2 separate regions of the Homo sapiens genome follow, and region 2 is linked to region 1. Evidence: chromatin loops called from intact Hi-C (ENCODE). Cell type or tissue: heart left ventricle. All regions are shown on one strand. Each heading gives the region's core, and the rest is flanking DNA. Links, peaks and the distances in the headings are about the cores only.

Region 1 (5,383 bases), core at 115-5,114:
TGTTAGGAAGGCTGAGGCGGCAGAATCACTTGAACCTAGGAGATGGAGGTTGCAGTGGGCCGACATCGCGCCACTGCACCCCAGCCTGGGTGACAGAGCAAGACCCTGTCTCAGAAAAAAAAAAAAAATTTTAATTACCGGGCAGAAGTGCTATCTGTGGTTGTAGAATCAATGCAGATGGAAATGGAGCCCTGAGCCAGTGGCACTGTATCTAGGCAGCCAGAAAAGGAAGTGTAACCTGCCCTGGGCATGGCTGGGCGTCTGCCTGTTTAAAAAGGATGCTCAACATGTTGTACTTATTTTTATTTTCTCAACATATACCAGAAATAGTTCTTGCCTGTGTATCAGCCAACCTAAGGATATTCTCCCCCTTTCTGTTGAAGGTTAGAATTCTATTCTCACTACTCAAGCTCCTCTTCTTTCAACATATGTTAGCGTTTTGAATTTGATGTGTTCTCTTTATTCAGGATCTACGTAGCCATTTAGAAAGGTATACTTGATTGCAAGCGGGACATTTTCCAAATATAAGCCATAATATATGTAAGGATCAGAGAGTCTTCTGGGAAGATTTGAATCATGTGAACAGACCTCCCTTTTGTGCAGATACTCAGGTGTATTTCTGGGAACTGGCTTCTGCAGACTGTTGATGTCCCCATGTGTAAATGAATACACAGGCTCAACAAAACTATAGTTGGTGACTGCAAAAGCCCTCAACTCAAAGGTCTTAACCATCATTGCAGAGGAATCACCAGGGGCATTTGTTTAAAATGCACATTTCCTGATCTTTTCCCAGAGTTTCTGAATCTGTTGGTCTGGGGACAAGGTCCAGGAATCTGCAGTGTCACATGCACCCAGGGCATGTTGACGCTGTCTCTCTGAGGACTGCTCTTTGAAAAACAGGCTTATATCACAACAAGAAGGAGGCTGGCCCACTAGCTTTTAAGTATTTAGCTGATTTCCTGCTGAAATAGTGCAATGTGGTTAACAGTGAGCCTTGGAAGAGATGAGTAAAGGTGATGCTTCAAAGACATGCTGAGCAAACTGAAAAGCAAGTTAAAGCGCCGTGACATTGCTTCCAAAAGCCAAGGATTGACAGCAGCTGACAGTCATGCTGGTACCTGTGTCACCTTTGAATACAAAGAACATTGGGCATTTTGACTTATTTCAGCAGGGATAAAATGTTAGGGAGGAAAATATTCCCCTAACTGCCTTCCTCCTCTGAAACATCAATGTAGAATAATAATGCCTTCTACTCATGTATCAGCTTTCCAATCACCAACTTATTTGAAGGCATCACAAAAGAGACCTTTTAAATCATCTACCCTTAGGCAAATAGTACATTTCTTGAAATTCCTTGAATGTTGAAAAATGTACTTTTGAAAAAGACATTCCAAGACATTCTTTATAGCTTAGAAACATTTCCGTCTCAGGATGTTAGGAGATATCCAGGTGAAGTAAAAACACAGAAGGAGGCAAAAAGCTGGTTGGCAGATTATTCAGACATCCAGGAAAATTCTATGCCCATGTGACTCTGTGTTGCATTTGAATTTATAAAAATCATGAGATCTGTGTTTCTCCAAACACTGCTTCAACCATTCAATGAAAAACATCCTTCTTGCACTCTTGGAGACACTGAGTTCTGCCTGGTCCATTTTTAGGACTTGCATTTGGAAGACCTTCGCCTCAAGGACTAGAGTTCATTGTTTTTGTATATTCAACATTTAGTATATTATCCAATGTGTAAAAGATATTAAATAGTGTTGACAGATTGAAGGGCCTCTTCTAGATGGCACTAACTAAGGGGAATTTAGAATGGGGTGGAAGGAGGAAAAGGAAAGGTTATTACCAGACCCATTCTCTCCTTTTGCTTTGAAATTCATGGTACTCGATAATTGGTTCACATCCAAAGAGTTAACTGAACTAGATGAGGTGCTGTGTAACTTCTGCAGGCCAGAGGGAAGAGAAGAGAGTAAGAGCTAACAAGTATTCAAAAAAAAAAAAAAAGAAAAGAAAAAGCTGAAACCTATAGTCTCAGCTGCTTGGGAGTCTGAGACAGGAAGATCCCTTGTGCCCAGGAGTTCAAGTACAGCCTAGGCAATATAGTGAGCCTTCGTCTCTAAAAAAAATTTGTTTTTAGTTTTTTAAAAAAGAAAAAACAATAGAGCTAGAGATCTTCAACAAGTAAGACCCAGTGTCAAGGCAGGCCACTCTAATTAGATATTTGGATCAAATATAATTTAAGGTTAACAATAATTACTGCACCAGACCCTTTATTTGAATTATTACATTTAATCCATACAACAAACCTATGAAAAGGAATAATCTGTAAGAGGCTTATTGCAGCCCCAGCCACTATCACCTGATGGATGCCCAAATAATTGTGTTTTAATAAATGAAGGAATGAGTGAGGAAATCTTCACCTTTGCAGGTAAAGAAACTGAGGCTCAGAGAGGGAAGGGAGCTGTATTTGAATAGCCATTCTATATTTTCAATGTGCTAATAATAAATGTGGTTTCATGTAATCAAGTTTATTAACTGTGCTCATACATGTTATTCTACTCTCAGTGTGACCTCCAAGGTCTACCAGTTGTGAATCTTAGCAACCAGTAGGTGGCGTCCCCATGCAGTATTAATACTCAATGCTCATCCAGTAGCAGCCCCTTCCAAATTGAGGAAGTAAGACCCCTCTGGAGCACTTCAAAATAGTAATTTATAAGTAAGATAAAATGATCATTGAAAACTCCTGGAATTGCATCCCAATGGCTTTTATAAATGTATTTTTGATAACGGAGTGAATTGTGCTACCCCTCCCCCACAAAAATATGGTCACCCCTAATCTCTAGAGCCTATGAATGTGACTCTATTTGAAAAAAGAGTCTTTGTGGATGTAATTAAGTATCACAAGATGAGATCATTCTGGATTACCTAGGTCATTACCTAAATCCAATGGCGTATCCTTATGAGAGCAGAAGAGGAGAAGGTCATGTGAAGACAAAGATAGAGAGTGGCAGCCACATACCAAAAGATGTCTGCAGCCACCAAATAAGTAAAACTGTTTCAAAATCAAGGCAGTTCGCTTAATAAAATCATGATGTTTCAGTCAGGCATACTGACTCACACCTGTAATCCCAGCACTTTGGGAAGCCAAGGCAGGCAGATCCCAGGCCAGGAGTTCAAGACCAGCCTGGCCAACATGGTGAAACCCCATCTCTGTTTAAAAAAAAGAAAAGTAAAAACATTTTAAAAAAATAATAAGATAAACATGATGTTTTAAACTCAAGTACTTAACCAAAGTATTCAACCTACAACATTATAGGTCTTTGATGTGTATATTACTTTGAACATGAATGTTTGTATCATTTGTGAGACAGAATTATATTGGAGATGTGTATTTTGATTTCCCCAAAGATAACAAACCTTGTCTCTTTTCTAAGATCATACCACTCCCATACATCATTCAAGAACAATGAGGCATTCAATTATCCATCACAACTTTTCCAAGCGCAGTATTAGAAGCAACCCAGGGACCATGGAGAGATAAATGTGCATTACAGTCATCTCTGAATAAGCCATTCTTGTCTTATTTATTATGACCTTGCATAGGCACTCATTCAAATACATTCAGCAAACACTTATAATGTACCTAGCAGGTGCCAGGTGCTCTACTAGATGCTGAGCAGTCAACAATGAATCAGATCTAGTTCTTGAAGTTCAGTTGAAAAAATCAAAGTCACCTAGGAGAGAAGAGCAAGGAGTCAAATATGGTGCATGTGACAAGTGAGAATGGGTAGGGGTGGTGGAAGCACACGTAGGAGGCAACCTTCACTCAGGGCCAAGAGTGGGAAGAGGAGGAGATAGCGCCCAGGCTGCATCTTGAAAGCACAGTTAGCAGAAGTAGGGACTGGGACACATGGTGGGAGGAAGCAGCAGCAGGAGCAGAGATGTCTGGGAACCAGCCAGAGAGTCACTTTGTCTGGACTGGAGACTTAAATTGAGGAAAGGCCGGATAGGCAAACAGAGCCATGAAGGGGAAGGGCTTTGGTAAGGGGTTTGAATTTTCTCCTTAAAACAACAGAGCATCAGTAAAGGGCTTTATATCAGTTACTGAGTGATAGGATCAGATTGCTTTTTTGGAAACATGAATCTGCCGGTGTGTGATGGTGAAACAGAATATGTGGCAGGGGTAGTGAGAGAAACCAGGTAAGGAGTGTTGAGACCATCCATGCAGACATTAGGAAAGCCTGGCAGCTGCAGAGGGGTGAAGAAGAGGAGAGAGTCTGGAGAGGGTTGATATGGTTAGGTTTTGTGTCCTCACCCAAATCCCATCTTGAATTGTAATCCCCGGGTGTTTAGGGGGAGATCTGGTGGGTAGTGAGTGGATTATGGGGGGGGGGGGGTTTCCCCCGTGCTGTGCTTGTGATAGTGAGTGGATTCTCATGAGGTCTGATGGTTTTATAAATGGTAGTTTCTCCTGCACTGACACACCCTCTCTCGCCAGTTGCCATGTAAGATGTGCCTACTTCCCCTTCTGCCATGATTGTAAGTTTCCTGAGGCCTCCCCAGCCATAGGAAACTGTGAGTCAATTAAAGCTCTTTCCTTTATAAATTACCCAGTCTCGGAAAGTTCTTTATAGCAGTGTGAAAACGGACTAATACAAGGGTATTAAGGGAATAGTTCTTAGGATTAGATATGGAGGTGAAGGAGGAAAAAGTAGAATGGGAGAACTCTTACCAGTTTTTGAACTCCTGAAAGATTAAGCCCTGGCTTTTCATCTCTGTACCAACCTAGCCACCTTGACAAAGTAAGTCCTCAATTTGTTAGCAGTAGAATAGAATTTCCTGGTTTTCTGTTAGAAACTGAGTCTCTGAGTCGTTTTCACATGCTCCTGGAATACCCTTCACTTTCAAGTATATAAAGCTGTTAGGAGAGTGAATTTATGACTCTCAGAAGGGCCTCCTGTTTTTGTTCATCTGCCCATTGAGCGGCTTCTTACTGAATTAATGGCCTGGTGCATGAATCACAGGGACTGCCAGTGCAGAATTGAGTGCTGACAGGTGGTTTCGGCTCTCTCATATCTCTGTTGCTGCCTTGAGTTCTAGGCAAGGGTCAGCCATGGCTGAAGCCTTCCCCTGCATCTGTCCCTGCCCCCAGGTCTCTCACAGGCATCAATAGCGTACATATTTATACTCATTCTGTAGAAAGGCCACTGTTCACGTCTCTCTGCCTACAACCCCTGAATAAATTCCTACAGCTCTACTGATTGAGGCCTTTTTAAATCATTTTTTGACTGAATGACTGAGCAAATGAAGCATTGTGCTCATGAAGTGCTAGATAGGGGAGTAGCAGACTTGCTTTCTGAAGCCAGAGTGCATTCAATGTGTT
Region 2 (5,383 bases), core at 92-5,091, 110 kb after region 1:
CCTGAACTCAAATGATCTACCTACCTCAGCCTCATTCTGGAGAGCAATTATCTGGTAAAACTGAAGGTGCAAATACCTTGTGGTACTAATGCATGCAAGCAGACATATGCAAGGTTGTTCAATGCTGTGGTGTTTATAACACTGAAAAATTGAGAACAACCTAAAGATCTGACAGCAGGAAAATGGATAAGTAAATTGTGGTATGCTCATACTATGGAAGACTATAGAACAGTGAAAATAAATGAACTATAGCTACATGTATCAAATTGTGTACATAAACCTCAACACAGTGTTGAAGGAAAAATTTGCACAAGTATTTAACCGTATCCTTTTTGTAAATACAAAGCAGTACTATATGTTGCTTTTTGACATAGGCATATATGTAAGTATATGAATATGTGGACAGGAATGGTCTCCTTCTTCAGAATTGTGGTTACCTCTGGGCTAGGACAGTATGGAAGCAGACCCAAAGGGTACCAAAATATAAAGTTTTAAGTATAAAAGCATAAAATTTTATTTCTGGGCTATATGCAGTGGCTCATGCCTGTAATCCCAGCACTTTGGGAGGGAGGCGGGCAGATCTCTTGAGCCCAGGAGTTCAAGACCAGCCTGGACAACATGATGAAACCCCGTTTCTACCAAAAATACAAAAAATTAGCTGGGCATGGTGGCATGCACCTGTGGCCTGAGCTACTCAGGAGGCTGATATGGGAGAATCGTCTGAGCCTGGGAGGCAGAGGCAGAGGTTTCAGTGAGCTGTAATTGTGCCACTGAACTCCAGCCTGGGTGACACAGGAAGTCCCCTTCTCAAAAACAAAACAAAACAAAACAAAAAACCCACAAATGTCCAGCTTGGTCAACATGGTGAAAACCTGTTTCTACTTAAAATACAAAAATTGGCCAGGTGTGGTGGCATATGCCTGTAATCCCAGATACTCGGGATGCTAAGACAGGAGAATCACTTGAACTGGGAGGTGGAGATGGCAATGAGCCAAGATTGCACCACTGCACTCCAGCCTGGGCAACAGAGCGAGACTCCATCTCAAAAAAAAACAAAAACAAATTTATTTCTTAAAGTTAAAAAAATATCTGAAGCAAATATGACAAGATGTCCACATTTGTTAAAATCTGAGTGGTAGGTAAATGTTTTTATATTCTGTTATTTTCCAAGTTTCAATTATTTTACTGTTTAAAAAAGCTTGTATAATATGAGAGAGTACATTTACCTGAATGTTTTGTTTGCCACCTTTATTAGGTTGTGAGGACTGCCATAACAAAATACCACAGCCTGCATGGCTTAAACAACAGAAATTTATTTTCTCATGGTTCTGGAGGCTGGAAGTCCAAGATCAAGGTGTTGGTAGAATTGGACTTGGAGACAGCTGCCGTCTGTACGTATCCTCAGGGGGTCTTTTCTCTGCATGCACATCCCTGCTGTCTCTTTCTCTTCTTATAAGGACCCCAGTCATATTGAATTAGGGCTCCACCCTTATGACCTCCTTTAATTTTAAAGGCCCTATCTCCAATTACTGTCACACTGGGGATTAGGGCTTCAAAATATGAATTTGGGGAGGACATGATTCAGCCATAACACCACCCAAAGTATTATATAAAGGTTGTAAGCACCTATGTATGCATTAGCCAGTACCCCTTCTTAGTCATATCCCCAGTGGAAGATTGAGATAGGATAAGGATCTTGAAACTATTGAGTCTTCAACCCACCTATAAACCCTTCCTAAAGTGAGTGTGAGAAGCTTTTACTTAAGTGTAGGAACTTTTCAACCTGGATCTGCAGTACCTATTTTGACTACTGAGATCAAGTTCTTTCTTATGACCAGGCTCATGGTTCTATTCTACAGAGTTGTGAACCAGAACAGCTCATTTCTCAATTATGACAGATATATTAATTTGCTGCAGCCCTTGTGTATTTCCTAAAATTCTCAGTCCTGAATGGATAACAGTTTGTATGATAGATACAATTCACTCATTGAATTCAACAAACATTGGGTGCTCATTGTGTGCCGGATTCTCAAAACATTGGTAGGAGAGCAAAAATCAATAAAATACAGCTTCATTTCTGGGATTCACTCTTCAAATACTGTTCAAAGTGAGGGAGAGGAAGCTGAAAATGGTAATAGCTCTAAAGTCAGATATTTTCTAGGGAATAATATCCTAATCCTTGCTCTTACATGTTTTATACCTGCATATTTCTACCTTTGCTTCTTAGATGATAAATTCCTTGCATACAAGGAAAAGAACTTAAATGTTCTATACACCAAATGCTTGTTGACTGTTTTTAATGTGAACTCTCTACATTTTTCTTATTTATAATAGAAACATATTTTCAGTGTCTGGATTTCTCATGTATTGTGGAGGGCAAAGCTTTCATTCCACCTCTTGATATGTTTAATCAGGTCCTTGGGGCTGGGGAGTGGATAGTCTCCAAAGATGGCCACTATCAATTCCTTCCCTTTTTGTAAGCATGAGTTGTTCCATTCATCATGAAGTGGGATCTACCTCCACTCCCCTTCTACTTGGGCTGGCCTTGCAGCTTGCTTTAACCTTACCCTTTAAGAAACCACGGAGCCTCCATTGTCACCCTGGGAAGTCAGCAGCCATGTGTGAAGTCTAGTTACCTAGAGCCCACTGTGCTATGAGGAAGTCCAAATTAGTCTCATGGAAAGGCCATGTTGGAAGAGAAAGAGAATGTCATTCTCCACTTACTACAACATCATCTCTACTAAGAAAATTAACACGCTGGACGCAGTGGCTCACGCCTGTAATCCCAGCACTTCAGAAGGCTGAGGCAGGTGGATCACGAGGTCAAGAGATTGAGACCATCCTGGCCAACATGGTGAAACCTCGTCTCTACTAAAAATACAAAAATTAGCTGGGCATGGTGGCACTGGCCTATAGTCCCAGCTACCCTGGAGGTTGAGGCAGGAGAATCGCTTGAACCTGGGAGGCGGAGGTTGCAGTGAGCAGAGATCCTGCCACTGCACTCCAGCCTGGCGACAGAGCAAGACTCCGTCTAAAAAAAAAAGCAGAAAAAAAAAAAGAAAATTAACAAAAAATTCCCACTCCACTATATAGACCATATTAAAATTTCTTCAATTATTCACCAAATATATATTTTACAGCTAGATTTTTGTGTGTGTGTGTGTGTGTGTGTTGGGATCCAATGAAGTTTTATACATTGCATTTTATTTTATCTTTTTCTTTTTTTCTTATTTTTGAGATGGAGTCTCGCTCTGTCGCTGAAGCTGGAGAGCAGTGGCGTGATCTCAGCTCACTGCAACCTCTATCTCCCAGGTTCAAGCCTCCTGGGTTCAAGCGATTCTCATGCCTCAGCCTGCCGAATAGCTGGGATTACAGGCACGTGCCACCAGGTCCGGCTAATTTTTTTTGTGTTTTTAGTAGAGATAGGGTTTCACCATGTTGGCCAGGCTGGTCTCGAACTCCTGAACTCAAATGATCCACCCACCTCAGCCTTCCAAAGTGCTGAGATTACAGGCATGAGCCACCGGGCCCGGCCTTGTTTTATCTTTTAATCTAGAACAGTTCCTTTGCTTTCCTCTGACATTAACATTTGGAATATTCTTGGTTCTGGATTTGTATAAGTATCTCCTCTTGATGTTCAACTTGATCCTGTAATCTATAGTCTATAAACTGGAAGTGATATCTAAAAGCTTAAATAGGTACAGGTTAAATATTTCTGGCAAAGTATTTCATTGATGGTGCTATAAACTTAATATCGCCTTTACATCAGGAGTTAGATAAGAGATCTTTAATTTTGATTGAATAATTCATCATGGTAGAGAAGAAGTCCCAAAGGATCCAGAGAGCTGTGGCAGCAGGAACTCTGTTCACAATCATAAAATATTCTTGTCCGTGTAGTACTGTTAGATCTTTCCTGCACTTCTTTGAAAACTTAATTCTTGTCCCAGCTTCACCAATGAGTTTTTATTCAGCTCTTTTTAAATGATGATGGTGTTTTGATTTTCTCTTTTTAATTGACAAGTTAAAATTGTATATACTTATGGTGTACAATATGATGTTTTGGTATATGTACATGTTGTGAAATGGCTAAATGTTTTATTTATTTATTTATTTATTTATTGAGATGGAGTCTTGCTCTGTAGCCCAGGCTAGAGTACAGTGGCGTGATCTTGGCTCACTGCAACCTCTGCCTCCTGGGTTCAAACAATTCTCCTGCTTCAGCCTCCTGAGTAGCTGGGATTACAGGTGCGCACCACCACACCCGGCTAATTTTTGTGTTTTTAGTAGAGATGGGGTTTTGGCATATTGGTCAGGCTGGTCCTGACCTCAGGTGATCCACCCGCCTTGGCCTCCCAAAGTGCTGGGATTACAGGCATAAGCCACCGCGCCCAGCCACTAAGCTTTTACCATATGCATTAGCTCACTTTTGTGTGTGTGTGTGTGTGTGTGTGTGTGTGTGTGTATCTGGTGAGAACACTTAATATCTACTCCCTTAGCAATATTCTTTTTCATCTTTTCTTTTTTTTTTTTTCAAAGACAGGGTCTCACTCTGTAGCCCAGGCTGGAGTGCAGTGGTGAGATCCTGGTTCACTACAAACTTGACCTTCTGGGATCAAGGGATACTTTTACTTCAGCCTCCTGGGTACCTGCGACTACAGGTGCACGTCACCATGCCCAGCTAATTTTTAACTTTTTAGAAATAAAGATGGGATATTGCTATGTTGTTCAGACTGGTCTTGAACTGCTGGCTTCAAGTAATCCTCCCACCCCAGCCTCCCAAAGTGCTGGGATCATAGGTGTGAGCCACTGTGCCTGGCTGAGCAATTTTCAAGGATACAATACAGTATTGCTGGGTGTAGTGGCTTGTACCTGTAATTCTAGCACTTTAAGAGTCCAGATGGGCAGATAGCTTGAGCCCAGGAGTTTGAGACCAGCCTGGGGAACATGGTGAAACCTCGTCTCCAAAACATTTTTTAAAATACAAAAGTTAGCTGCGCGCAGTGGCACATGCCTACAGTCCCAGCTACTCAGGAGGCTGAGGTGGGAGGATCACTTGAGTCAAGGAGGTCGGGGCTGCAGTGGGCTAGGATCACACCACCGTACTCCAGCCTGGGTGACAGAGCAAGACCCTGTTTCAAAACAGAATAAAAGAAACAAACAAACAAAAACCAAACAAGATAGTATATAAACTGCAGTTACAAGATGTGCAGTAGATCTTTTGAACTTATTCCATCTAACTGAAATTTTGTGTCCTTTGACCAACATCTCCCCAATCCTCCCACCCGCAGCCACTGCTAACTACTGTTTTTCTCTTCATTTTTATGAGATCAATTATTTTTTTACATTCCACATATAGTGGTATTATGCTGTATTTGTCTTTTTG

What was found. Hi-C counts contacts between places; a loop is a spot of excess contacts. Peaks named below come from ENCODE experiments on the same cell type or tissue, not always from the same donor. Only the 100,000 strongest peaks of a DNase experiment are listed, where the experiment ranks them.
Region 2: it touches region 1 in a loop (2.1-fold over the local background); 2 of 110 quality-filtered maps call a loop at or near these places.

What each region holds. Positions count from the first base shown.
Region 1 is chr4:25,178,104-25,183,486 of GRCh38, forward strand. All of the region lies in intron 1 of SEPSECS-DT (SEPSECS divergent transcript), which reads left to right. Among named protein-coding and RNA genes, the nearest start is that of SEPSECS-DT, 20 kb to the left of the region's middle. RefSeq lists an enhancer at 2,663-2,732. In heart left ventricle, for the core only: a CTCF peak has its summit at 2,602 (motif pointing right); no DNase peak of the experiment used is centred there.
Region 2 is chr4:25,292,244-25,297,626 of GRCh38, forward strand. It overlaps LOC124900685 (a long non-coding RNA gene), which reads left to right and starts at 1,037. Exons shown (of 2, transcript XR_007058088.1): 1 at 1,037-1,391. In heart left ventricle, for the core only: no CTCF peak of the experiment used is centred there; no DNase peak of the experiment used is centred there.